2 separate regions of the Homo sapiens genome follow, and region 2 is linked to region 1. Evidence: read pairs that join two places in POLR2A ChIA-PET (ENCODE). Cell type or tissue: PC-9. All regions are shown on one strand. Each heading gives the region's core, and the rest is flanking DNA. Links, peaks and the distances in the headings are about the cores only.

Evidence for each region. Peaks named below come from ENCODE experiments on the same cell type or tissue, not always from the same donor. Only the 100,000 strongest peaks of a DNase experiment are listed, where the experiment ranks them.
Region 2: POLR2A ChIA-PET joins it to region 1 with 10 read pairs; 2 of 35 experiments call an interaction of 5 or more read pairs at or near these places.

What each region holds. Positions count from the first base shown.
Region 1 is chr11:64,296,966-64,307,912 of GRCh38, reverse strand. It overlaps KCNK4 (potassium two pore domain channel subfamily K member 4), which reads right to left. Exons shown (of 7, transcript NM_033310.3): 3 at 10,912-10,947; 4 at 10,634-10,794; 5 at 10,260-10,446; 6 at 9,664-9,803; 7 at 7,882-8,567. The coding sequence ends at 8,187. It overlaps CATSPERZ (catsper channel auxiliary subunit zeta), which reads right to left and starts at 7,555. Exons shown (of 5, transcript NM_001039496.2): 1 at 7,482-7,555; 2 at 6,926-7,256; 3 at 4,352-4,431; 4 at 4,074-4,140; 5 at 3,143-3,370. The coding sequence starts at 7,502. The coding sequence ends at 3,267. It overlaps ESRRA (estrogen related receptor alpha), which reads right to left and starts at 2,389. Exons shown (of 7, transcript NM_004451.5): 1 at 2,177-2,389; 2 at 409-745. The coding sequence starts at 733. It overlaps KCNK4-CATSPERZ (KCNK4-CATSPERZ readthrough (NMD candidate)), which reads right to left. Exons shown (of 11, transcript NR_133662.1): 3 at 10,912-10,947; 4 at 10,634-10,794; 5 at 10,260-10,446; 6 at 9,664-9,803; 7 at 7,482-8,567; 8 at 6,926-7,256; 9 at 4,352-4,431; 10 at 4,074-4,140; 11 at 3,144-3,370. RefSeq lists enhancers at 1,693-1,762, 7,661-8,655 and a silencer at 2,173-2,682. In PC-9, for the core only: CTCF peaks have their summits at 3,196, 3,395 (motif pointing right) and 6,754 (motif pointing right); DNase peaks (open chromatin) are centred at 2,692, 3,402 and 6,722; H3K4me3 peaks cover 2,537 bases; H3K27ac peaks cover 730 bases; H3K27me3 peaks cover 657 bases.
Region 2 is chr11:63,931,808-63,947,650 of GRCh38, reverse strand. NAA40 (N-alpha-acetyltransferase 40, NatD catalytic subunit) reads right to left here and starts at 8,649. Exons shown (of 8, transcript NM_024771.4): 1 at 8,549-8,649; 2 at 1,716-1,811; 3 at 648-700. The coding sequence starts at 8,554. RefSeq lists enhancers at 1,679-2,608, 8,768-8,907, 9,146-9,646 and silencers at 8,543-8,728, 8,658-8,737, 8,998-9,047. In PC-9, for the core only: a CTCF peak has its summit at 9,457; DNase peaks (open chromatin) are centred at 8,950 and 9,440; H3K4me3 peaks cover 2,423 bases; H3K27ac peaks cover 2,039 bases.

The sequences.
Region 1 (10,947 bases), core at 2,102-10,101:
TCAAAAAAAAAAAAATTAAAATCTGCCTTGTGTTGGTGCTGCTTTGGGAAAATTAACAAAAAGGGGACATGTTCTATGCTGGGGAGAGGTCAGAAGCTGCCAGAAACAAGAACAAAGCTTAGGAACAGACAGAGGCTGCCTTGGACTCTTTCAGAGCCACTGTAGAAGGTGCTGGGCCTAGAGTACCCAGGTGGTACCCTGAACTCACTCACATCCACTGCAATGCATCAGCACACCCGGTGCTTTTACCATACTTCTCAGGGAAAGAGTGTCTCTGGGAGGTAGAGGGACTGGAAACACCAGATTGTTAGCCTCAAGCGGTGCCACAGCCATCAGGGGGCCTATTGCACCCAGCAGTGTACCCAGAGGGTGCAGGGCAAAGGACAGGGGAGTGGGCTGGGGGCTCACCCTGGATGGTCCTCTTGAAGAAGGCTTTGCAGGCCTCACAGGATGCCACACCATAGTGGTAGCCGGAGGCCACGTCCCCACAGACCAGGCAGAGGCGCTTGGGCAGGGAGCTGAGCACCAGCTTCCCACCGCCCTGCTCGCCAGGCCCAGCCCCCTCCCCATCCTCCTCTTCCTTGTGGCCTGGGAGGCAGCGAGTGGGAGCTGGACCAGGGGCCAGGGCCACAGGAGGCTCGGTCTCTGTCTCCGAGGAACCCTTTGGACTGTCAGGGCTGGCCGGCTCTGCCTTGATGTAGAGAGGCTCAATGCCCACCACCTGGCTGGACATGGCGCTGGTCACCTGCACGGAGAGACCCATAGGTTCGCAGGAAAGCACTGGTATGGGGGATGGGAGACACCCTGCCACACGGGTTGCCCAACCTCGGGCCTAGGGCCAGGCTTCCAAGCCCAGCAAGTGGGGAAGAAGGGGGGCAGAGTCCAAGGAAGGACTGCCCAGGAACACTGCCCCCTCCTAGCTGTTGCCATGGAAACAGAGTCTTCAGGGCCAGTAACTGACAGCAGGTCTCCCCCTTGGGAACCTGGGGGAGGCTTAGAAAGCCCCTACTCCCACCCAGGCCAGGGAGCAGGGTAACCGTAGCCCCCAGGCAACCTTCAACCCCACCTGGAATCCCTAGCCAGGAGCAGGATACTTCCCAGTTTTCTCCAGATGTTGGGGGGACCTCTGAGACCCTGCCCTCATCTGGGTATTCTGCATTGGAGAGCAGACCCAAGGCCAGTGGACGTGCTCACACCGAGTTCACACACTCCACTCACCGGGGTGCTCAGGAGCCCCACAAGCCCACGCAGGCTCGCTCTCTGCTGAGGGCTTTCACACTTGCACCGGCCTTCCCAAACCCGTGCTCACTCCTGCTCACACTTGTGCTCACACACTTCTCCTGGAGCGCACACCCCATCCACGAACTCAGTCAAGGCTCATGATCACACACACTCTCACTAGGTCTCCCCACATCCACACGCACAGGCACGGACTCATGAAAACACCTCCAGAGCTTTTCACACCTGACACGCGGCTGCCCTCCTGCCCCAGCATGCCGGTCCCAGGCACACGGCGGGCGCCGCTCCACCTCCTCGCGACCAGCCTGCAGGTCCACTCTTATACTCCCGCTGTCGCAGAGGCCGCCACCTCCCGGGGCGCCGCGTCCCGCCCCCAACCTGCGCACACCTTTGGGAAGTTGCCTAAAGTTGCTACGCCTCCCCCTCCCCGCCCGCGGGAGACCTCTACCAGGTTATCAGGAAGTAAGTGGGGAGAGCCAAGGAGGAGGAAGTTCTCCCCTGCCGGTGCGATGACCTTTGACCCAGAGAGGAGGGTGGCCCCAGGCCCCTTCGAGCGCCCCCACGTGGTCTTCAGAGCCCCTTCCCAGACATAGAGCCCTCCCCGTCTTCCACCCCGGCCAGCCCCAGGGACTTCGGCAAATGCGGGATTGAACCCTGCCCCGGAGCGGGCTGGATCGGAGGCCCAACCCTGACCCGAGTCAGGACCCGCAGCCAGAGCCAGATCCTGCCCCAGGCCGGCCCACCAGGACTCGGACGCCGGATCCCGCCTGAACCCTGACCAGTCCGACCCTCGACTGGGTCCCAACCGTGGCCCGGACTGGCCCCAGAGTCGGACCCCGCCTGCAGCCCGCCCCGCCCGCCTCCCTGCCGCGCTCGCACATGGCCCCCGCGCCCCGCCCGCCCACCCCCGCGGCAGCGCTCCCCTCCGCCCCCGGACCTGGGGCTCCGGCAGCGCGGTCGGGCAGGCATGGGGGCCGAGCGGCCCGGAGTGCCGGAGTGAGCCGGGGGCCGCGGGCGGCCCCTCCTCCGCCGCCTCCTCGGGCCGCGCCGCCCCACCGCGCCGCGTCCCCTCACTCGGCGGCGCCGCCGGCTGCTTGTAGGACACAAAAGGACATCGCGGCCGCTTCCTACTCCGCTTCCTCCAGCTGACAGCGGGGGTGGGGCCGGCCGTGCGCATGCAAAGCAGGGGGCGGGGCCCGGGGTCCTATGCTAATCAGACCAGCGGGGCGGGCGGCGCCTGCGCGCCCGGACGAGTCGGGGCGGAGCCGGCAGCGCCAGTGGGCGGGCCTTCGTGCAGGTCCCGCCCCGCAGCCCGCCGAGCCACTGCGGCGCACATGCGTACGCGGCCCCTGGGAGGGGCGGGGCCGGAGACGCGGAGGGCGGGGACAATAGAGCCGAGAGCAAGTGGGGCCAGAAGCGCTCTTTCGTAACGGAGGAGGCGGGGCTTGCTGCGCGCGAGAGGAGTGGGCGAGGCGGTGCAGGCTGCAGTCGCGGAGCCAAGAGACCACTTACAGATGAAAACGCAAGGGCGGGACGAGCGGAGAGGCTGGACCTGCTACCTATGCTTGAGGGGCGGAGCCTAGCGCGCCGTCGCGAGGAGGGAGGTGCTGCCCCGTTCCCCCTACCCCCTTCCCCCAAAGCGACACCAACTGAGCACTCGAACCGTAGACCCAGTAGCCCCACAGAGCTGCGGAACTCGGGGTGGGTGAAGCCGACTTAAAACATGCAATAAGTCCTGGATTGCGAGTCCCGGAAGGTAGGGCCGATAGGGCCCGGACGGAGAAAGCTCAAGGTCACTGCGGTGACCGAATGAAGGTCACTGCGGTGACCGAATGAAGGTCACGGGGAAGGGCGGGGCCACGTGCGTCCGCCTCACGCGGGCTGTCCTGCACTGACTCACGGACCATGCATCGACTCTTTTATTTCTTTAGGACTCAAATTCCACTCGGATGGGGTCAGGCTTGGGTCTGGGGACCGGGCTGGCACGGGGCTGGTTCGGGTCGCTGCTCGAGCCCAAGGTGGCGTTTTTAATTCACGTACAGCCTCTTGCTCCGGCGCTTCTTGAGCCCTTCGATGTATCGCTGCAGCTCCTTAGTCAGGAAGTGGTCCCTGCCGATCCCTAACTGGTAGCCTAGGAGGAGGGCAGAGCTCGGCTCAGGGCAGTGAGCAACCGAAAGGTCTCCCCACCAGGGGGCGCCGCATGTGTGATTCGAGGAACCGCAGATGATTCGAGGTAGCAGTAGCGCAGGGCACTCAGGTCTGTGTTAGCCTGGGGAACTTTGCATCTCTAAGGGTGCTGAGTGTTAAGGTGGAGGATGGATGAGGTCAAGGCTAGGGAAGAGGTTGCAGGCCTGAACTAGGGCGGTGGTAGCGAGCAGTTTGCCCACCTTCTGGACCAGCCACCCACTCTAAGCCATCAGCTGGCCCTTTATCACCGCTGGGCTTTCCTACCACAGCAGCAAAAGTTCACCCACATAATCCACTGTCCAAAGGCTCCTCACAACTCCCCAACCAGAGGCAGTCGAGGCCACACCAAGGCGGTCATCCCACTGTGCAGGTGGAGAAACAGCCACAGAAAAGCCTCCCTCAGCTGGAGAGGGGCTGCACTCAGCCTGGAGCCCAGGCCTCTGCCCATCACCACATGTCCCCCACTGGGTCTTCCTGTGCCCAGTCCCTCAGCTTTTAACTTTTATGGGGCCCTTGGAATACTTGTGAGTGCCAAGGGCATCTGACAAGACATAAGGCACCCTGAAACCCCACCCCCCTGGGCCCCAGCCCTGCAAAATCCACCAGAATCTGTCGTGGGAGTTCTTGGGGGTTGGCGGGGAGCTTACTCCGGAGGGCTTTGGTGAGGATTTCCAGAGCTTCATTCTCCATGAGTTCCATCAGGGGCAGTGGCAGCTGGAGAAGCAGCAAGAGGCTTAGGCGTCCAGGTACTTCATCTCTGCCCACAGCTGAAATGCCCCCACCTCCTCCCTGTGGCCCCCAAACCCCCAACCAGCCTGCCTGCCCCTCCACCCTGCCAACCACCCCCAACTTTCATATCCTATCAACCCCCAATTTGCCTATCCCCTACCCCACCGAAACGCCCAGTCTCCCCAGCCCCTCCAACCCTGCTCTGCTGCTCTGCCCAGTAGGCTCGATGGGGCATGTGCTTCGCAATATTGAGTGATGACATTGAGGAAGACTTTTCTGGGAGAAGAGAAAAAAGGGTTAGTCATCCGCAGACTCCTGGGCCTTCCCTGGAGCACAGGAGATGGGTAGGCACCTTGTGAGAGGGAATGGCCTTCAGAGACCAGCTCCTGGTGCAGCCTTGGGGTCAGCATGGGACAGAGGTTACAACCCTGGGCTTTAGAGCCCCACCCACATGGTTCCAGTAATGACTGCCCCACAGTGTGACACTTAGGACCAGTGACTGACACTCTCTGACCCTCAAGTTCTTCATCAGTAAAATGGGGTAATAAGAACAGCTCTTGGCCGGGCACGGTGGCTCATGCCTGTAATCCTAGCACTTTGGGAGGCCAATGTGGGCGGATCACAAGGTCAGGAGTTCGAGACCAACCTGGCCAACATGGTGAAACCCCCGTCTCTACTAAAAATACAAAAATTAGCCGGGCTTGCTGGCAAGTGCCTGTAATCCCAGCTACTCGGGAGGCTGAGGCAGGAGAATCACTTGAACCAGGGAGGCGGAGCTTGCACTGAGCCGAGATCGTACATCTGCACTCCAGCCTGGGTGAAGAAGTGAGACTCTGTCTCAAAAAAAAACTAAAAAAAAAAAAAAAAAAAAGAACAGCTCTTGGCTCTTGGCCAAGTGGTGGCTCACGCCTGTAATCCAGGCACTTCGGGAGGCCAAGGTGGGCAGATCACAAGATCAGGAGTTCAAGACCAGCCTGGCCAATATGGTGAAACACCGTCTCTACTAAAAATACAAAAATTAGCCAGGCATAGTGGCAGGCACCTGTAATCCCAGCTACTCAGGAGGCTGAGGCAGGAGAATTGCTTGAACCGGGGAGGCGGAAGTTGCAGTGAGCCAAGATCGCACCATTGCACTCCAGCATGGGCAACAGAGTGAGAATCTGACTCAAAAATAAATAGCCGAGCGCGGTTGGCTCACGCCTGTAATCCCAGCACTTTGGGAGGCCGAGGTGGGCGGATCACGAGGTCAGGAGATTGAGACCATCCTGGCTAACAAGGTGAAACGCTGTCTCTACTAAAAATACAAAAAATTAGCCGGGCGTGCTGGCAGGCGCCTGTAGTCCCAGCCACTCCAGAGGCTGAGGCAGGAGAATGGTGTGAACCTGGGAGGCAGAGCTTGCAGTGAGCCGAGATGGCACCACTGCACTCCAGCCTGGGCGACAGAGTGAGACCCCGTCTCAAAAAATATAATAAAAATAAATAAATAAAAAATAAATAGCTCTTTATGGAGGTTGTGAAGTTTGAAGGTGACAATCCAGGGGAAGCCCCGTGCCTGGCACACAGCAAGTGCTCAATATGTAACCATTGTTATACTGTTATTGGTTCTTACTCTCTGATGAAGTAGTTTGAGGGGGTGCCAGACAGTGCCCAGCACGTAGTAGGGGCTTAGAAATTGTAACCAGCAACTGACTAATGGAAAGACGTACACCTCCTCAACCAGCGCAAATCATAAGACAAGGAGTTAACTCTTGCAACTGGTGGGATGATTCCATTAAAAACACAGGTCTCGCCGGGCATGGTGGCTCACACTTGTAATCCCAATACTTTGGGAAGCCGAAGCAGGAGGATCACTTGAGCCCAGGAGTTTGAGACCAGCTGGGGCAACATGTCGAAATTTTCTCTACAAAAAATAAAAAATTAGCTGAGCAGGATGGTGCCGGCCTGTCCTCCCAGCTCGGGGTGGTGGGGGTGGCTGAGGTTGGAGGATACCTTGAGCCTAGGAGTTTGAGGCTGTAGTGAGCTATGATCACAACACTGCACTCCAGCCTGGGTGACAAAGCAGGACGTCATCTCTAAAAAACAAAGGCCGGGCGCAGTGACTCAAGCCTGTAATTCCAGCACTTTGGGAGGCCGAGGCCGGCGGATCACTTGAGGTCAGGAGTTCGAGACCAGCCTGGCCAACATGGTGAAACTCCGTCTCTACTAAAAATACAAAAATTAGCCGCACGTGGTGGCGCGCGCCTGTAATCCCAGCTACTCGGGAGGCGGAGGTTGCAGCGAGCAGAGATCGTGCCATTGCACTCCAGTCTGGGCGACACAGCGAGACTCCGTCTCAAAAAAAAAAAAAAAAAAAAAAGTGGGAGGCGGGAGGATCACTTGAACTGCAGTGAGCTATAATCGCACCACTGCACTCCATCCAGCCTGGGCGACAGAGTGAGATCCTGTCTCAAAAACAAAACAAAACAAAACAAACAAAACAAAAAAACCCCGCAGGTCCTACCACGGGGTCTTTGCGCAATTTATTTGGTGCGTCCTTCCCCGGACTCTGCGCGTCACGACCGAAAGGCCTGTTACAACGCCTGCCCGGGAGGGGGCGCTCCAAGAATGCCTGGCGGATTTAAAGGGCGAAAGATTGGCGCGGGCGCCTCTCCCAGAGAATCCTAGAAACTTGGATCCCATCAGCTTCCCCCCATTTTACAGCTCCAGAAATTGAGTCCCTGGCCAGCTTATTGCCCTGCGGGTGCCCACGGCCTGGCGAGGCCACACTGACCGGCCTCGATCTGGGATGCAGTGTCCTTCTCCCCCAGATTGATTTCCATGGAGCTGCCGCGGTGCAACTCCAGCTCCACCAGCGCGTGCTCGTCCAGTTCCTCCGGCTTGTGGCTGGCCTTGTACCCCTCGTCCAACGAGCCCCGCCCCGGGCTGTGCCACCCGCGGGTCTTGCTAATGTTGCGGCCCTCCTCGTCGAAGCCCTCGCAGACCTCGGACAGCGGCATGTTCAGCTGTGCCTGGGACAGCGTGGTCGTGGTCCACAGGTCCCGAGTGTCGCTATGCACGCTCTCCTCGTCCGAGCCTTGGCGGTCGGAAGACTTGAGCGACACCTGTGGGCCACATACAAGGAGGGAGCCAAGGGTCGCGGATGGCTGGAGCGGGAAGGAAGAGCGGGCTGGGGAACTGAGCCGGGCCGGGTTGGGGATCCCGTAGAACGTGGGGTTGGGTGGGGGCTGCGGGCAGCCAAGGCTGAGTAAGAAATAGCGCCAGGGGCCCGAGTCGGACCAAGGGTGGGTTGGAGCGGACAGGGTAAGGGGCCTAGGGAGACGTCTTACTTTCGAAGGCTTTTCCTCCATGGTTCTGCCCCAACGGACCCAGACGCCACAGGCCTCGAGACGAGAAGGGAGTCAACGCTCCAGGAAGGGGGCGGGGCAGGGTCTCTCGCGCTGGGAGAGTTCAAACGACAGCCCTCCACGCGAGATGCCATTCTCTCTCCCCTGCCTCTCCCTCCCTGCACCCCACCCGCCAATGTGTGTGCAGAGGCTGGAGACGCGCAGCCCATCCTGGCTGATCCCCACGCCGGACCCTACACAGTCTCCTCCAGGCAGAGACGCGGGCCTGAGAGGGCCGAGACTTGACCGACCTGGGTGCCCGGGGACCCTCGGCCTGGGGGTCACGGGAGGCCAGAGGTGCCCCCACGGTGGCCCGAGGAAAGCAATTCCACACCCACTCGCGTCCGGGAGCGTCACGCCCGCAGCGGTGCAGACCGTTTTCATTTATTGATGCAGGCTTTGAGGCACAGTCGTGAGGTGCTGTGAGGGATACACCCGCCCGGGGCAGCGACACAGAAAGCCTTGGGGGGGTCTAGAGATGGATGGAAGTGAGGGAAGGGCCGGGGCCAGGGAGGAGGCGGAGAGGCAACTGTAGCCTCCTCCCCAGACTTCAGTCTCGTGGAAAGAGGGCTCTTTGGTCAAACAAGCCAGGCATGCCGGGGAGAGCAGAAACGAAGCCCTTGAGAGGCCCGGCCAGGGATCCTGCCCCTACACCGGCACGCCTTTGTCTCGGGGACGCCCGGGGCCGCGGGGCCGCACGGGCTTCCTGGGGGGATTTGGGCGGCGGCGACCTCTCGGCGCGCGGGGCAGCGGGCAGCCGCGCTCGCTCTGCGTATCCGAGGACTCGTCGATGAAGGCCAGGTTCTCGCTGGGATAATCCAGGGCCGAGGCCGTGGGCGGGGAAGGCGGCTGAGCCTTCTCGGGGGGCGAAGGGGATCGGGGCCTGCCCAGCGGCTGCGCTGGACAGGGCGGTGGAGGCAGCAGTGGCTGCTCCTTCTCCGGCGGCGGGGCGGCGGGCCCGGCTCGCTGGGTCACGCGCGCTGTCACCGTGCCAGTCCAGCTGGCAGCCTGAGCCGTGAGGCCGCCCATCTGCACGGAGAGGGAAAGCAGCCCTCGACTAGAGGTCTAGACCCCCTCCGCGACCCCCCGGGAACCTGCCCCTTCACCAGCAGGGATCAAACCCCAACCCTCTTTTCTGCCTGGTCCTCCAGCCTCAGCCAGCCCCAAGGATGGAAGGGCTCCTCCACTGGGTGCTCCCAGCAGGGTGGCAAAATACAAATCGCCTGGCTAAATGTGAATTTCAGAGAAACAACAAATAAAATTTTAGTATAAATATATCTCGTGCAATATTTGGGACATGCTTTTTTTTTTTTTTTTTTTTTTTCTTCTTTTTTTGAGACAAGTCTAGCTCTGTCATCCCGGCTGGGGTGCAGTGGTGTGATTTCAGCTCACTGCAACCTCTGCCTCCCCGGTTCAAGCGATTCTCCTGCCTCAGCCCTCCAAGTAGCTTGGATTACAGGCGCCCGCCACCACGTCCAGGTAATTTTTGTATTTTTAGTAGAGACGGGGTTTCACTGTGTTGGCCAGGCTGGTCTCGAACTCCTGACCTCGTGATCCACCCGCCTCAGCCTCCCAAAATGCTCGGATTACAAGCATGAGCCACTGCCCCCCGCCATAATAAAATTTTATTTATTTGGAATTCAAATTTAACTGAGTTTTGTTTTTGTTGTTGTTGTTAATGTTTGTTTGTTTGAGACCAGGGCTTACTCTGTCACCCAGGCTGGAGTGCAGTGGTGCAATCATGACCCACTGCTGCCTCGACCTCCCCTGGCTCAAGCGATCCTCCCATCTCAGCCTCCCGAGTAGCTGGGACTACAGGCACACACCACCACGCAGGGCTAATTTTTGTGCCTTTTCTAGAGGCGGGATCTCACCATGTTGCCTGTGCTGGCTTTCTGCATTTTTATTTGCTAAATCCGGCAATCCTACCCATGAAGGAAGAGGTGGTGAAGGTACCCACAAACTTATACCCCTCTGTTCCCTGCGGGGCACACACAGAGGCTCACTCAGCCCCTGCCTCAGGAGCCCACGCCCTGGATAGGAGACAGCCTGATCAACCCCCTGCTAGGGAACAGCACATTTGCACCACAGTGCGCAGGCACAGTGCCAACCCTGGGGCGCCTACCTCTGCCCGAGTGCGGCGGGACACTACTCGCAGCCAGTTCCCGATGGTGGTGAGCACTGAGGCGAAGTAAGCCAGGCCGAGCAGGATCCAGAACCACACCAGCGGCTGATAGGCCGGGGAGTCCTGCCTGGGGTCCGCGCCTGGGATACCACCAGGGAAGGTAGAAAGAATTGGATTGTGGGGCAAGCCTGTGAGCTCTGGTTCAGTGCCCCCCTCCCAGTTCCTGGAGAGGACCTGCCCTCCCTAGGGCAATGGGTATGTGCTTGAGTGTGTGAGTGCAGGCAGGAAAATGAGTGGTGTGCATGAGTTGAAAGTGTGCAAGATAAAAGCATGCAAGAAGGGGCGCTCCCGTGCAAGAATGTGACACATGCGAGGGGTGCATTTAATATATGTGTGAGCATGCATGGGACTCAAGCATATAAGAATGTGAGTGTGCATAAGGCGCTGGTGTGTGTGCAAGGCTGTGATGGTGCATTCCATGATGGATGCAGGGGTTAGAGCAACCACATGGGATCTGGAGGGAAAGGCAGGAGTGCAGAGCCCCTGATCAGGAATAAAGTAGATGGGAAAGTGCAGCACAAGAAGGGCGGCCTCACCGGCCACATAGTCGCCAAAGCCCACGGTGGTAAGCGTCACTATGACAAAGTAGATGGCCTCCAGCTTGCTCCAGTCCTCCATATAGCAGAACACGAACGTGGGCGTGAGGACAAAGAGCAGGCAGCCGATCAGCAGGAAAAGCATCGCCGACAGCACTCTTACTAGCTCCGGTGGCACGTGCCACTTCTGCGGGATGGGGCAGTAGGCAGGACCCAGGAGACACCAACAATCCCCACTCCCATACTCCCCACTCCCGCCCCCAGGAGCCTGTGGGAGAGGCTTATGGTCTTTGGGGGCGCGCTCATGTGCCAGGGACATGGGGAAGGGTAGCCGGAGCCCAGCACAAGGGCAGGCAGGGCATGGAGCAGCTCACCAAGAAGATGGCTTCAATGTGACCGATGCCATGGCGCAGGGAGGAGCCCAGCCGGTCCCCGACCCCTGCCAGTAGGATCCCAAACAGCGGAATCCCCACCAGCGCATAAAAGATGCAGAAGAGGCGCCCGGCATCTGTGCGCAGGGCCACATTGCCATAGCCTGGGCAGAGGGGCGATGCAGGAAGTCTAGGGGCCACCTGGGACCCCTCCGTCTCCCTGCACCTTCCCCCATGAGGAAGCTCCTTGCCGCCCCCCACATGCCAATCCCCTCCCCCACCGATGGTGGTGATGATGGTCCCTGAGAAAAAGAAGG
Region 2 (15,843 bases), core at 4,770-12,769, 360 kb after region 1:
TGAACCCAGAAGGCGGAGGTTGCAGTGAGCCGAGATTGCGTCACTGCACTCCAGCCTGGGTGACTAAGCAAGACTCCATCTCAAAAAATAAAAGAAAAATTTATCTAAAGAGACATCAGTCTGAGATTAAGTGCAATCTTTGCTCATTTATGGATTCTTCTGCCACCCTACCTGGGGGATTTTATATCAATATAGGGCACGAGTCAGTTTCTGCTTTTGTTTTGTTTTGTTTTGTTTTGTTTTGAGATGGAGTTTCACTCTTGTTACCCAAGCTGGAGTGCAATGGTGCTATCTCGGCTCACTGCAACCTCTGCCCCCCGGGTTCAAGTGATTCTCCTGCCTCAGCCTCCCGAGTAGCTGGGATTACAGGCGATCGCCACCGTGCCAGCTAATTTTTTGTATTTTTAGTAGAAATGGGGTTTCACTATGTTAGCCAGGCTGGTCTCGAACTCCTGACCTCATGTGATCCACCCACCTCGGTCTCCCAAAGTGCTTGGATTACAGGCGTGAGCCACCGCACCCAGCCCTGTTTTTTCGTAAATACGAAGAACAATGAGAAAATTTGTGTCTGAGGAAGCCTACTCTGGAAAGGGAATTCCTGAAGACACTCGAGGAGACAGCAGTTGGTAATGCTCAATGTGACTCACCCGTTTCTATCATATTTCTTGAACACTGGGAAAGCCTCCAGAGGGTCTCCAAGCTGTGGAGGGAAAGAAAAGAGGAACAGCACAGACAAGTGGGGCGGAGGTGCAGATCCTATCCCAAGAGCTGTTGTCTTGGAGTGGGATGCTGTGGGGACCCACAACGGGAGACTAACTTCAGAACCAGGAGCAGCCTCCCAAAACCCACCATTTGCCTAGCTCTGAAGTCACATGTGCGAGGAAGGCTTTGGTGGAAAGGCCCAGGAGAGTTAAGTTTGGCATCACCTGACAGGGCAAGAGGAGACCTCATTAGCCTGTGGGCATACAACCTGCTCACAGCACAGCTAACCCAAAGAAGAGGCTACCTGATCTGCTGCACACTGACTTTACCTGGTTACAACTCCAAATGGAAAATCAAGCCCCTGAGCCACATCCTTATAAATGAGTGTTTACTATGAGTGGGTTAAAAGAATGACCAAAAAATGGGATACTAAATGGAGGCAGGGGCTGGGCACTGTGGCTCACGCCTGTAATCCCAGCACTTTGGGAGGCCAAGGCAGGTGAAATGCTTGGGCTCAGGAGTTCAAGACCATCCTGGGCAACAAGGCCAAACCCCGTCTCTACAAAAATTACCCGGGTGTGGTGGTGGGCACCTATAGTCCCAGCTAATTGAGAGGCTGAGGTGGGAGGATCACTTGGGCCCAGGCGGCAGAGGCTGCAAGGTTGAAGTGAGCCGAGATAGTGCCACTGCATTCCAGCCTGGATGACAGAGTGAGACCCTGTCTCACACAAAAGAAAAAAAAATTATCTAGATCCTCCTCTATTCATAAGGAAGAAGATCCACAGGGAGGCAGCCACTTCACTGGAATCCACGTTTTCCCAAACACCTGGGCCAACTGCTGGCGCCAACTTCCAACACACAGGTATGAGCTCAGTTCCCTGCACAGCAAGGAGGCAGAGGCGGTGTGGGTGGGTAGTGTCACAATTCTGCCACAGGGTGGAGACAAAATAAGTCAAATTATAAACCAAGCTGAAGTCCCAGGAGGCAGGGACTGGGAAGAAAGGGAGAATCACCCTGTTGGCAGCGTCCACTTTGGCACAAACGGCATCCATGGCTGCTCGCTCCTCCAACCGCTTCTGCTTCTTCTCCTTGGCTTTGCTTGACTTTCTCTGCAACAGGGAAAAGCAACGTTAGCTGGAATGGCTGTGGCCAATCAAGCACTGACTTTCCCTTTAAGGAATCGAAGGGCCCTGCATCCACAGGCCTGGCCCAGCAGTGAGAAATTTCCCACCTCTGCTGCCACACATTTGGAGGGGCGGAAAGACCCAAGCAGGTCATTTTGTAGTGGGGAGTCCTCAGAGGTCACCAGACTTCTCAGCTTCCCTTCAGAAAGAGCACTGGCCGTCCTGACACAGACACTGTGGGGACCCAGCGAAACAGCTGACAACGCCTACAGCAGGCCAGCCCCCAGCAGGCACTTAGTAAATATTCACTCACCCGCTCCCTCCTAAGGAGGGAACACCCAACTTTAGACACACTGAAGACCGCTTCAGGGAGGAGACAGCATCTAAGGTAGCCGTTGATGGCTGTTCCTAAGTTTATTCAAAGCCTTTTCGGTGTCTTCCAGCTTTGGGAGACAAAGATCTGGTTGGCCACAGCTCCTGTGGGAGCCGGGTCTCATTTCAAGTGGGGGCCACCGTGTTCGGACTCAAGGACACAGAGCCATTCCCAGAAGCCCTGCTCAGTTAAGGCCAACGAGTGACAGGGCACACCCAGTGACAGGGCAGAGGGCAGGGGCCCAAAGGGTTCACCTCAGGACACAGATGACACATGGCCAGCAAGACGAAGCTGCAGGCACACAGTCAGCAGCAGGGCAGCAGAGGAGCAGCAAGTGGGGATTCTCCTGGCATAGAGCAGCGAATGGCAAATTGCCCACAGCTGCTTCTAGATCAGGTCCTGTTTTGAGGCCGACGTGAGATTCTCTCAGGCCTAAGACCCACTCACCCTATTGTGAAAAGCCAGGTAACACACGGCAAGAGCCAGGCTCTGACACCTGGCAGGCCTCATCCAAAACCTCCTTTTTTCTCTTCTTTTTTTTTTTTTTTTGAGATGGAGTCTCACTCTTTCACCCAAGCTGGAATGCAGTGGTGAGATCTCGGTTCACGGCAGCCTCTGCCTCCTGGGTTCAAGCGATTCTCCTGCCTCAGCCTCCCAAGTAGCTGGGATTACAGGAGCGCACCACCATGTCCAGCTGATTTTTGTATTTTTAGTAGTGACGGGGTTTCACCAAGTTGGCCAGGCTGGTCACTAACTCCTGACCTCAAGTAATCCGCCTGCCTCAGCCTCACAAAGTGCTGGGATTACAGGCGTGAGCCACTGCGCCAGGGCTGTCCAAAGCCTCTTCCTGCTCTCCACCCTCTGCAGTGCTAGGACGAGGCACAGCACTTCTCTGAGCCTCCCCTGGCTTGATGACTGAGGGTCCTTATGAGGGTTAATATGGTATGTGTTCAATAAAAGGCTATTCTCATTCTCTCTCCCCAGGACAACAAGAGAGCACAGGCATGCAGACTGCATGCACCACCCAGCTGGTCCCCAGAAGGCATCCCAAAGGCACTGGTAAGTTGGCTCTGCTTTTTACCAATAGAGCAGCCTCTTTTGACACCTCCCCCCCAACACCCCTCCTTTCCCTGAGCTCTCTGGAGAGGTTTGACAACTCCCAATTACATCTAGCCCTGACACGGACTGGCCCCAGGAAAGGACACTCAGAGCGATTAACCTTCTGCATGAGTTGAAAAACCAGATGCTGGGGAAGTTCTCAGAATCAGTTCTACCCACTATTTTCCAAGGAATGACACTGCTTACCTCCTACTTTAATCAACCAAGAAGAAAGGAGTTCAGATACCAGGAACTCACAGGGATTGTTCTTATAGCCACAAACTCTACCAACACCAGCTATTAATTATCTCATGGCTGAGCGCTGTGGAACACAGGCAAGATCTCATATCTTACCTCCCTAGAGGAAGGAACAAAATAGAGAATAGACTGTCTTCATAAGGCTGGACTCCTGGAACAGAACTAGCCTCCCTCTACCATGGACAGGTTTAGAGCATTCATCTTTTTCTCTGGAAATTTAGATTTCAAGACAACACAGAGATAAAGCTTGCAAAGTACCTTTACAAACATTATGTTTCTTTTTTTTTCTTTATTTTTTTTAGAGATGGGGGAGTCTCACTATGTTGCCCAGGCTAGTCTCAAACTCCTGAGCTCAAGCGATCCTCCTGTCTTGGCCTCCCAAAGTGCTGGGATTACAGGTGTGAGCCACCACACCCGGCCTAGGTTATGGTTTCAATTATCAGGGCAGAAACTATCACTTCCCTTTACACAATAGGAAACTGAGCCTTGAAGAGACAATGTGACCACTCAGTTCTGCAGTGAATAAAGGGCAGAGGGGAGACTCAATCCCAGGGATGGGCTGCAGATCATGTTTGTTCCACTGGCCACACTGTCCCCTACTGAGGCGCCTATGTCCTGCATAGTGGACTTCCACTTGGTCATCAACAAAGATTCTTGCACCCTGCCACGATAAGGCCTGGGCTTCAGAAGCCCTCAGCAACCACTCGGCAACTCCTTTCTCATTGCCTGGCTGGTTTGGTAACAGCGTGCCAACACAGTGCCGCTATACACCCTACCCTCTGCACTGAGGCAGAGGTGAGGGACAGAGAAGCGTCGGATGGAAGGTGTCCAGGGCTGCACCATGGGGCAGAAGAGCATGAGCTTTGGCGTCAATCAGATTGGGCCTATGCTCTTCCTGACACCCCCAGAATGACTTATGAAAGCAACTCCATCTCCATGAAGATGGGGGTACAAATGTTGGCCTCTTGGAGCTGTAAGGGCAGGTTAGAAGCCAGCACACCTTCAGTGCAGGTACAAGCTCCCTTACTCCACCCTACATGCTTGTTCTCTTATACAGGGCTCAGGGATCAAAGGTGCTGGAGGGCAAGGGTAACGCCCAGAACCCAGAAAGCACTGAAGCCTGGGTTCCCTCCATCTCACTTCTAAGCATGAGCAGTAATTCCCAAGAACAAGCAGCAGGAGGGCCAGCCGGGCCTCTAGTAGATTTGTGGGCTCATTCATGTAGACCTGGCAATCCTCAGAGCAAGGCCTGGAGCTGCCATGGCCTGAGACCGCAATAACTCAAGAACCCCTTACGAGCTCCGCTGCCTGCCCATGGGGCAGAAGGCAGGGTGCAGCCAGCTGGGCCAGACAGGCAGGGAGGGGCCGCACTAGGAAAAGTGGTCTCCTACTGTTCCAATTAGCTTTGCCCCTGCCTTGTGGAAGTAAGGCTGTCCTACAGGGACACAGGAAAATGCTCCTAATTAAAATGGATAATAAGCACAGTGAACAGTAAAGCTCACTGTGGTTAAGTGTCTTTTCCAAGGGAGCTTTGTACAAAAAAAGAGAGTGCGGGATTTTGAATCAAAAGACCTGGATTTGATTCTCAGCTCTTTCACTTACTAGCTGCGTGACTTCAGGCAAGTTACTTAAGCTCTTTTCAGCAAGTTGCTCAAAATTTCTCTCTCAGTTTTCTTCTCCATAAAATGGGGCTCGCAATGTCTACACCAACAGTCGCAGGAGGGGACTTCTGTTTACAAAGACCTCCCTCAGATCTTCTGCCGGTGCTTTAATAAAGGTGATCTATTTTACTTTTCACAACCCAGCATGGTAGGTGTGACTACTTCTTTGATGAGAAACCTGAGGCACAGAGAGTTAAGGAACTTGCAGGGTCACAGAGGCGGTGAGGAGAGTTCTCAAAGCGGTCTCTTCCTCCCACTCCCTCCAACTCTCCCCATGAGGTGAGGGTAGATCCGCTTTATCTGGCTATGTTCACCCAGTGCTCACCAAACAGCAGATACTCAGTTCACATCTGCTGAATGAATCATCCAAGATCCAAATCCACGTTTGAACCCTAAAGTCATGCTCCTTCCACCATGTCACAATCACATGTATATGGCATTTTTTGTTATAAAGTGTTACATAAATGTTTCCATGTGCAGTGTAAAACTCTTCCCCTTACTATTCCCATTGAAAAAGTAACTCCACACACAGTTCTACGACTGGAAGGGGTCATAAAGACAAATTAAAAAAAACACACCCAGGCTGGGCGCGGTGGCTCATGCCTATAACCCCAGCACTTTGGGAGGCGGAGGTGGGTGGATTACCTGAGGTCAGGAGTTCAAGACCAGCCTAGCCAACATGGTGAAACCCCGTCTCTACTAAAAACAGAAAAAAGTAGCCAGGCATGATGGTTAATACCTGTAATTCCAGCTACTCGGGAGGCTGAGGCAGGAGAATCACTTGAGCCTGGGAGGCAGAGATTGCAGTGAGCTGAGATTGTGCCACTGCACTCCAGCCTGGGCAAAAAGAGCACAACTCTGTCTAAAAAAAAAAGGAAAAGAAAAGAAAAGAAACATCCAGATGGGAGGAGGAGCCACTTTTCAGAAAAAGAATTTGGCATCTCTTAGATTTTCAGTATCAATGTCTCTACCCCATATACTATCCAATATCCAAAAAGAATCTGTTTTTGGTGAAGCAAGAGAAATATAAATTCTAACTCCTGAAAGATGACACAAATGTGGCAACTAGGACACGTGTGTGGCAACTGAAGAGAAAGCGCTCCATCTGAAGCCTCACTCAGCCTGAGGCCAGGCTCTGCCACAGGGTAACTACAAGGAATGATGACTTCCCCAGCACCCACAGTTGTGGAATGAGGGTGATGAGACGGTTCCAGCTGTTTCAGGGAGGAGAATTCAAGTCTCTCTTACTGTCAATTTTAGGCCAGAAGAGACTTTGTAGGGTCTCATGTGAGAAACACATCTGTAAAGTATAAGATTGAGGCCCTAAAGGAAGCAAGGATCGCAGAATCTCTGGGGCATATTTCTTTTTTCCTTCACCCTGTCTTATGGTGTTGAGGGCCTGCTATTTCAGTCCAACCAACGAGGAAGTGTTGAACTAGAACGGCATGTTACACTTCTTGTTTTCTGCTTAATCCGCAGTGGCTGCTTCTGGTTAGACAGTTACTAAGGGACACAGGTTTCATTTAGTTTCAACAATGGCTGTGTCTAGGACCTTTCACCAAAATTTAGGTTAAATATGCCTAAGGTCTCTAGACTTGGTTTTCTACATATGAAGTACGTAATACCCAAAACTATTTGTTAAAACACGATGACTGTTTTGACACGGATTAGACAACTATTTTTGTCTAATAAGTTGATTTGTTCAGTCGATAAATAGTGGAGTGACGGGAAAAAAAAAAACTAGGTTAACAACAGTAGGGACAAACCCAATGGGTTAAAAATAGCACAAATCCATTTTAGATCAGTAAAGTTAAGGCTGAGGATACAGACAAAAATAACAGCCACTACTTAGGAGACACCTCCTTAGCAATCTACATCCATTATCTCACTTAATCTTCACTACTACCCTAAGGGGGAGGTATTAGCATCCCAATTACAGAGGTGAGGAAATTCAAACACATAAAGGCCAACTCACTGGCACACTATTATACCACCAGCAGCGAAGACGGGGCTGGAAGTGAGGTACCTCGGGCTCCAAAGTCAGGGTTCCCTTAAGGTGATGGAAATTCCATGTAAATACTAATATAGGCCTGTGTGGTGGCTCACGCCTGTAATCCCAGCACTTTGGGAGGCCTAGGCGGGTGAATCACGAGGTCAGGAGTTCGAGACCAGCCTGGCCAACGTGGTGAAACCCTGTCTCTACTAAAAATACAAAAATGAGCCGGGCATAGTAGCGGGCGCCTGTAATCCCAGCTGCTGGGGAGGCTGAGGCAGGAGAACCGCTTGAACCCAGAAGAAGGAGGATGCAGTGAGCCGAGATCGCGCCATTGCACTCCAGCTTCGGCGACAAGAGCAAAACTCCATATCAAAAAAAAAAAAAAAAAAAAAAAAAAAGAATACAGCCAATACTAGGAAAAGCGTTATCTTTTTAGGAGGGTGACTGATACTGCTGTAATTGAGACTTAGTAAGGTGAACGCACAGAAACTTGCAAATAACTTCTGCCCTACCCTATATCCCGGGAAAGTAAACTAAAATGCACCTCCAGGCTGCCGGCACGGAACAAGTGGTCAATATCCATCCGCGGCTGGGCCGCCGCCCCCGCCTCCCCGCATCTTCCCCGCACACCTGCACAGCCCTCCCCTTGCAAAAAACACCTGCACTACCAAAACCCCTAACAACCCAAGCGGTCGTAAGAACCATTTCATTGCAACCAGGAGGCGTCGAAGGCAGGAGTCTATGGGAAAGGAAGGCTGTGTTTATCAGGAGCAGCAGGAACCTGGTGGAGAGGTTTCGAAAGAGTGTAGGGGAACCGGCTTCGCTGAGACTCGAGTAACGGGAAGGGCAGTGGACTGGGATTCGGGAGGCCCAAGGTGGGGTCTGACGCCCCCGACAATATGACCTTGGCTAGGCGCCTTCTTTCCTCTGGGCCTCAATTCCCTCCAAGCCAGGGTTGACCTCGGATGTGAAAAGCGACGAAGCTGGTGACAGCCAGGTGATGAGTGACCCTGGGGGAGCGGGAAGCTAACCCCAGGGTCCCCGCGGGGGACGGTGGTGGGGAGGCCAGTAACGGGTCCGCGAAGCAGGAAGGGGCGGGCGTGACGCTGGGGGCGCCGAGGGGGTGGGGCCCCGGACCAGGGGCTCTCCAGAGGATTCCCGGGCTAGGCCTAGCGTAGGGACCCTTAGAATGGGGGAGTCGGGTCATGTGGGGGTCAGGGGTCACGTGAGGCTGGAGGGGGTCGGGGTCACGTGAGAGGGGGGTTTAAGAACAAAGGGGGCGAGGGTAGCGAGGAGCGCCCCTGGACCTCCCATCTCCTCTCTCTGCCTCACTCACCCCCATAGCGGCGGCGACAACGCTCAGCTTCTTCTTCACACACTTGCCGGCAGGGAGGCGGCAACGGCGGTGGCTGCAACAGCGGCGGCAGCAGAGCGGACGGCCCTGCAACGCGCATGCGCCTCGCAGCTTCCCCCCCCCCCCCCGCCCAACCGCGCGCCCTCGTACCGCGCCGGCGCAGAACCGGCGCAGGGCAGCGGTGAGCCGGCGCGCAGGTGGAGCGCCCGCTAGGCTGGCCGAGGGTCTCCGACCAGGAGGAGGCGGGAGCGCGGAGGAGCGTCGCGCCGGGAATGACGTGCGGCCAGAGCCCGCCCCCTCGCAGGGCTGCGTCTGTAACTATGGCAACGGCGGCGCCAGGCCTGGCTGCTCACCCAGGCCGTGAGTCGCGCGCCGCTGGGGGCCGGGTGGTTGGCAGCACCTCCCCTGCGGCCAGCGACTCCTTGGCCCCGCGCGTAGCAGCCGGCGGCACAGCCACCTTCCCAGGCGGCCAATCGCGTCTCGACCTCTAAAGTACCTGCCCCTCCAGAGCCCTAGCGCGCGTAGCGGAAGTCTTTGGAAACTTTCCCACCTTCCAGATCTTGACTCTTGAAATTCCTTTTCTAACCAGAGTCCTGTTACTCATTCATTCGTCTTCTAACCATTCATTCCCCCTCATTCATTCACGTTCTCAATAAAAATTAACTCGCATCTACGCGGTGCTGAGCCCAGGGGGCACAGAGAGGAGCGAGGTGCCATCTCAGCGCCACACCTCAGGGTTTAGAGGGGAGACGGGCACGTAAGCACTGTTTAGGAGAGAGTGGACAGTGCTGTTAGCGTGAACACCAGGCATCCCGGAAAGTTTTAATTTCAACCCATCCCCAGCACACCGGAGTGACCCGCACGTGACCCGAATCCAAACCGCCGGGGGCGCTTCCGCAGTGTGCACACCTCTGCCAACCTCCCCCAGAATCTCCAGGGGTGGAGCCAGAGTCTTCACTTCCTAGTGCTCCCCAGGTAGGGAGCGAAAATTAGTGAAATGCTTCAAGACGAAAATTAGTGAAATGCTGCCCAACACTTAAGCTTCATGGACTTTTTCAGGTTTTGCTCATTATTCCATCTTTTTGTTTTTTTAAGAGACAGGGTCTCGCGGTCGCCCAGGCTGGAGTGCAGTGGTGCAATCACAGCTCACTGCAGCCTCGACCTCCTGGGCTCAAGCGATCCTCCCGCCTCAGCCTCCTGAGTAGCTGGGACTACAGGTGTGCACTACCATACGCAGCTCAATTTTTATTTATTTTTTGTTGAGATGGGGTCTCACTGTGTTACACAGACTGGTCCCAAACTCCTGGGCCCAAGCGATCCTCCCACTTTGGCCTCCCAAAGTGCTAGGATTACAGGCGTCAGCCACTGTGCTTAGCCTCATTATTCCAACTTTAGTGCTCAGTACAGTGGTGGCCTCAACAACATTTATCCAGTGCCTACTGTATGCTAGGCACTGTTCCAAGCAGCAAGGAAAACAACAATAAGAAACAGAATAGGCACCACCCTTGTATCCTAGAAGGAGGAGACCGATAATAGATGAAATAAATAGGTAATATACATAGTTAGTTAAATGATACAGGCTCGGCCGGGCGCGGTGGCTCACGCCTGTAATCCCAGCACTTTGGGAGGTAGAGGCGGGCGGATCACGAGGTCAGGAGATCGAGACCATCCTGGCTAACACAGCGAAACCCCGTCTCTACTAAAAAAATACAAAAAATTAGCCGGGCAGGGTGGCGGGCACCTGTAGTCCCAGCTACTCGGGAGGCTGAGGCAGGAGAATGGCGTGAACCCGGGAGGCGGAGCTTGCAGTGAGCCGAGATTGTGCCACTGCACTCCAGCCTGGGCGACAGAGAGAGTCTCAAAAAAAAAAAAAAATGATACAGGCTCTAGAAGGAAGAAAAAGCAGGGAGAGAGCACAGGGAAGGTCAAGATTTATAGTTGTGGCCTGGCGCAGTGCCTCACACCTGTAATCCCAACACTTTAGGAGGCTGAGATGGGCGGACTGCTTGAGCTCACGACTTTGAGACCAGCCTGGGCAACAGAGTAAGATCCTGTCTCTGCAAAAAAATTTAAAAATAAAAAAAAATTAGCCAGGCGTGGTGGCGTGTACTTGTGGTCCCAGCTACTCTGGAGGCTGAGGTTAGAGGATTGCTTGAGCCCGGGAGGTGAAGGTTGCAGTGAGCCGATAGCGCCACTGAACTCCAGCCTGGGTAACAGAGCCAGACTCGGTCTCAAAAAAAAATAAAATAAATAAAAGCTTGGCGCAGTGGCTCACACCTGTAATCCCAGCACTTTGGGAGGCCGAGGCAGGCAGATCACGAGGTCAGGAGATCGAGACCATCCTGGCTAACACCATGAAACCCCATCTCTACTAAAAATACAAAAAAATTAGCCGGGCATGGTGGCAGGCGCCTGTAGTCCCAGCTACTCGGGAGACTGAGGCAGGAGAATGGCATGAACCGGAAGGCGGAGCTTGCAGTGAGCCAGGATCGTGCCACTGCACTCCAGCCTGGGCAACAGAGCGAGACTCTGTCTCGAAAAATAAAATAAAATAAAATAAAATAAAATAAAATAAAATAAATAAAAAAGGCCGGGCACGGTGGCTCACGACTGTAATCCCAGCACTTTGGGAGGCCAAGGCGGGAGGATTACCTGAGGTCAGGAGTTCAAGACTAGCCTGACCAACATGGAGAAACCCTGTCTCTACTAAAAATACAAAATTAGCTGGGTGTGGTGGCACATGCCTGTAATCCCAGCTACTCGGGAGGCTGAAGCAGGAGAATCACTTGAAGTGGGGAGTCAAAGGTTGCAGTGAGCCAAGATTGTACCGTCGTACTCCAGCCTGGGCAACAAGAATGAAACTCCATCTCAAAAAAAAAAAAAAGAGAGAGATTTATAGTTTTAACTAGGATGCTCAGGAAAGGCAAACATGAGGTGATACTTGAGTCAAGATCTGAAGGTGAGGGAGCAAGTAATGAGGACGTCTGGGGAAAGGGCATTGCAGGCAGAGGAGGTCCTAGAACCACCCTGGCTTCTGGGTTGAGATGAGAATGTAGGGACAAGGTCAAAGGAAGGACAGTCCAGGCTGGGCAAGGTGGTGGCTCATGCCTGTAATCCCTGCACTTTGGGAGGCTGAGACAGGCAGATCACTTGAGGTCAGGAGTTTGAGACCAGCCTGGCCAACATAGTGAAACCCCATCTCCACTAAAAATACAAAAACTAGCCAGGCGTGATGGCAGGTGCCTATAATCCCAGCTACTCGAGAGGCTGAGGCAGGAGAATTGCTTGAACATGGGAGGCGAAGTTTGCAGTGAGCCGAGATCAGGCCACTGCACTCCAGTCTGGGCGACAGAGCAAGACTCTGTCTCAAAAAAAAAAAAAAAAAAAAAAAGAAGGACAGTGTCCAGAGGCCACTGCTATAATCAAGGCAACAGATGAAGCCTCCACGGTTGAGCAGCGGCAGAGGTGGGAGAAGGGCATTGAAGGTAGAGCCTACAGGACTTGCAGATTTGGTGTGGGGTGTGAGGGAAGGATCAGAGCCAAGCTACTTAGCCTGAGCTGCTAGAAAAATGGAGTGGCTTCAATTGAGATGTGGATGACTTTGAAAGGAGCTGGCTTGAGTATAGGGAAGATCAGGATTCTGTTTTGGCCACATCAGGTCTGAGTGCTTTTTAGACGTTCTGGTGGAGACGTGGGGTAGTCAGAGTTGAACTCAGGAGAGGGGTCCACGCTGGAGATAACAATTTCAGCACAGTCGGTGAATAGATAATATTTAAAGCTGTGAGACTGGCCGGGCATGGTGGCTCACGCCTGTAATCCCAACACTTAGGGAGGCTGAGGCAGACAGATCGTTTGAGGTCAGGAGTTTGAAACCAGTCTGACCAACATGGTAAAACCCCGTCTCTACTAAAGTACAAAAAAACCTTAGCTGGCCATGGTGGCAGGCACCTGTAATCTCAGCTACTCGGGAGACTGAGGCAGAAGAATCGCTTGAACCCAGGAGGCGGAGGTTGCAGTGAGCTGAGACTGCGCCACTGCACTTCAGCCTGGGTAACAGAACGAGACTCCCTCTCAATAATAATAATAATAATAAAATAAATAGAAAAGACAAAATCAAATTTGATTTTTTAAAATAAATAAATTAATAAAACTGTGAGACTGAGGCCGAGTGTGGTGGCTCACGCCTGTAATCCCAGCACTTTGGGAGGCTGAGGTAGACGGGTCCCTTGAGCTCAGGAGCTCAAGACCAGCTTGTGCAACATAGCGAGACCCTGTCTCTACCACAAAAAGAAAAAAAAAAGCTGTGAGACTGGATGAGGCCGTGGAGGGAATGCAGTTAGACTGGAATGAGTGAATCTTTGGCCTGACAGCCCTATTGTGTGGTCAGGAAATTTGTTGTGGTTGCCAGCCCTCTAGGGACCAGGAGAGGGAGCTGAGAGTGGGAGGAGGGTAGCCAGCTGGGAAGAAGGGATATCCAAGCTTATCTTTGAAGAAGGAAGAGGAGGCAAGGAAATTTCTTTTTTTTTTTTTTTTTTTGAGACAGAGTCTCGCTCTGTCGCCAGGCTGGAGTGCAGTGCAGTGGCACAATCTTGGCTCACTGCAACCTCCGTCTCCTGGGTTCAAGCAATTCTCTGCCTCAGCCTTCCCAGTAGCTGGGATTACAGGCACCCGCCACCATGCCTGGCTAATGTTTTTGTATTTTTAGTAGAGACAGGGTTTCACCATCTTGGCCAGGCTGGTATTGAACTCCTGATCTCGTGATCCACCCGCCTCAGCCTCCCAAAGTGCTGGGATTACAGGCATGAGCCACCACGCCCGGCCTAGAAATTTCTTTTCTTGTCTTGTCTTTTTTGAGACGGAGTCTCGCTCTGATGCCCAGGCTGGAGTGCAGTGGTGCAATATCGGCTCACTGCAACCTCCCCTCCCGGGTTCAGCGATTATCCTGCCTCAGCCTCCTGAGTAGCTGGGACTATAGGCATGTGCCACTGTGTCTGGCTAATTTTTGTATCTTTAGTAGAGACAGGGTTTCACCATATTGGTCAGGCTGGTCTCGAACTCCTGACCTCATGATCCACCCACCACAGCCTCCCAAAGTGTTGGGATTACAGGCGTGAGCCACCGCACCCAGCCTAGGCAAGGAAATTTCAACTGACAGAAAAGGATTTGCAGAGCCAGGGCGGTGTGAGGGAGTGGATAAGGTGAGGGATGAGACTCCACCCCCACCTCGGCACAGTCCCCACTGTGTTTTGGTTTTTCTGGTCTCCTTACCTACAGGGAACTTCATGGTCAGCTGTTTCAGTGCACAGATGACTGCCACCACCATCCCCTGTGCCCTGTCCCTTCTGCCATGCCCCACTCTTGGGTTTGCTCCCTGCTCCCCCAGCCTGCTGGAATTTGCTGGAAACCAGGCAAGGCCTGGGAGGTGAGCCCAGTAGTCCTTGGGGGAGGTGACATCATCCAGGCCACCCAAGAGGCCCGAAAAGGCCCAGTGCCCTATTTCTGCCCCAAGGCAGCATCCTTCTGTCTGAGGCCTGCCCTGATTATGGGCCATCTCTCCTGCTCAGGGCTTCCTTGTTCTTGTGGGGTGGTGGACAGAGCCTGCTCTGGAGTTGGACCAACCTGTGTTTAAATCTCCTTTCTGCTACTTGTTGGCCTTGTGACTTTAGGCAAGCTGCCTACTATCTCTGAGACTCAGTTTCCTTATTTGTAAAGTGAGACCACCAGTAGCAATCATCTTCATCTTCAGTAAAATCTTCTTCTAGGGGTGGTTGTGAGAATTAAATAAGATGGGATGGATGGCAAGGCCTGGGGCAGGAATGGAACCCCATACACCCATACAAAAGTATATCAAAGTGGCCAGACGCGGTGGCTCACACCTGTAATCCCAGCACTTTGGGAGGCTGAGGAAGGTGGATTGCCTGAGGCCAGGAGTTTGAGACCAGCCTGGGCAACATGGTGAAACCCCGTCTCTACCAAAAGTATAAAAGTTAGGCCAGGCGCAGTGGCTCATGCCCGTAATCTCAGCACTTTGGGACGCCGAGGCTGGTGGATCACAAGGGTGGATTCGAGACTAGCCTGGCCAATATGGTGAAATCCCATCTCTACTAAAAATACAAAAAGTAGCTGGGCCTGGTGGCAGGTGCCTATAGTCCCAGCTACTCAGGAGGCTGAAGCAGGAGAATCGCTTGAACCCAAAAGGCAGAGGTTGCAGTGGGCCAAGATTGAGCCACTGCACTCCAGCCTGGGCAATAGAGGGAGACTCCATCTCAAAAAAAAAAAAAAAAAAGGGTGAAACCCCGTCTCTACTAAAAATACAAAAATTAGCCCGGCCTGGTGGCGGGCGCCTGTAATCCCGGCTACTCAGGAGGCTGAGGCAGAGAATTGCTTGAACCTGGGAGACAGAGGTTGCAGTGAGCAGAGATCGCACCACCGCACTCCAGCCTGGGCAACAAAGCGAGACTCCATCTAAAAAAAAAAAAAAATTAGCCAGACGTAGTGACGCACACCTGTAGTCCCAGCTACCTGGGAGGCTGAGGCAGGAGAATCGCTTGAACCCTACAGGCGGAGGTTGCAGTGAGCCGATATTGCACCACCGCACTCCAGCCTGGGCAATAGAGCAAGACTCTATCTCAAAAAAAAAAAAAAAGTATGTGTCCCCTTCTCCCCTCCCTGGCATCGCATCCCTCCCGCCGCACCCACATTGACCAGGCTTTCTACGCTGCCTCATTTACCCTTCTCTCCAACCCCCACGCAGGGGGCTGAAGCACCCCTTCTCCACACTCGGCTCCGACCTCTCCGGCAAGGGACTCTGTCTCCCTCATCTCTCCGAGGCCCCTGGACTCCCTGGCTCCTCCCTCCTCCGCTGCCTCTTCCTCCCTATGCCTCAGACACAGCCACTCCCAATCTCCAGGCTTTGCCCTCTTCTCCCTCTATGGCCCGCAGCCGCTCCCAAGTATTCATTCACTCCTTCATTCAGCCAAGGCACGGGGGCCGCCATGTGCTCCGCTTTGCCTTCTGTGCGGAGGAACAGCTTGGGAGACAGCTCCTGCCAGAGAAGGAGAGCACGTTTGGGGAGGGCAGTCATCGCACTGTGTGATGAGTGGGCAGCTGAGAGTCCCCGGACTTCCCCAGAAGAATCTGAATTTACACTTCTCCTCCTGCCACCCAAGGCCAGGTCCACCTAGAGTGTCAAACGCTAAGGCCCCTCAGGGTCCCTCCCGGCTGTGAACCTCTTTCCCCAGGCCTCCTTCGCTTGTGCTCCTTCCTGGCTCCTGCCC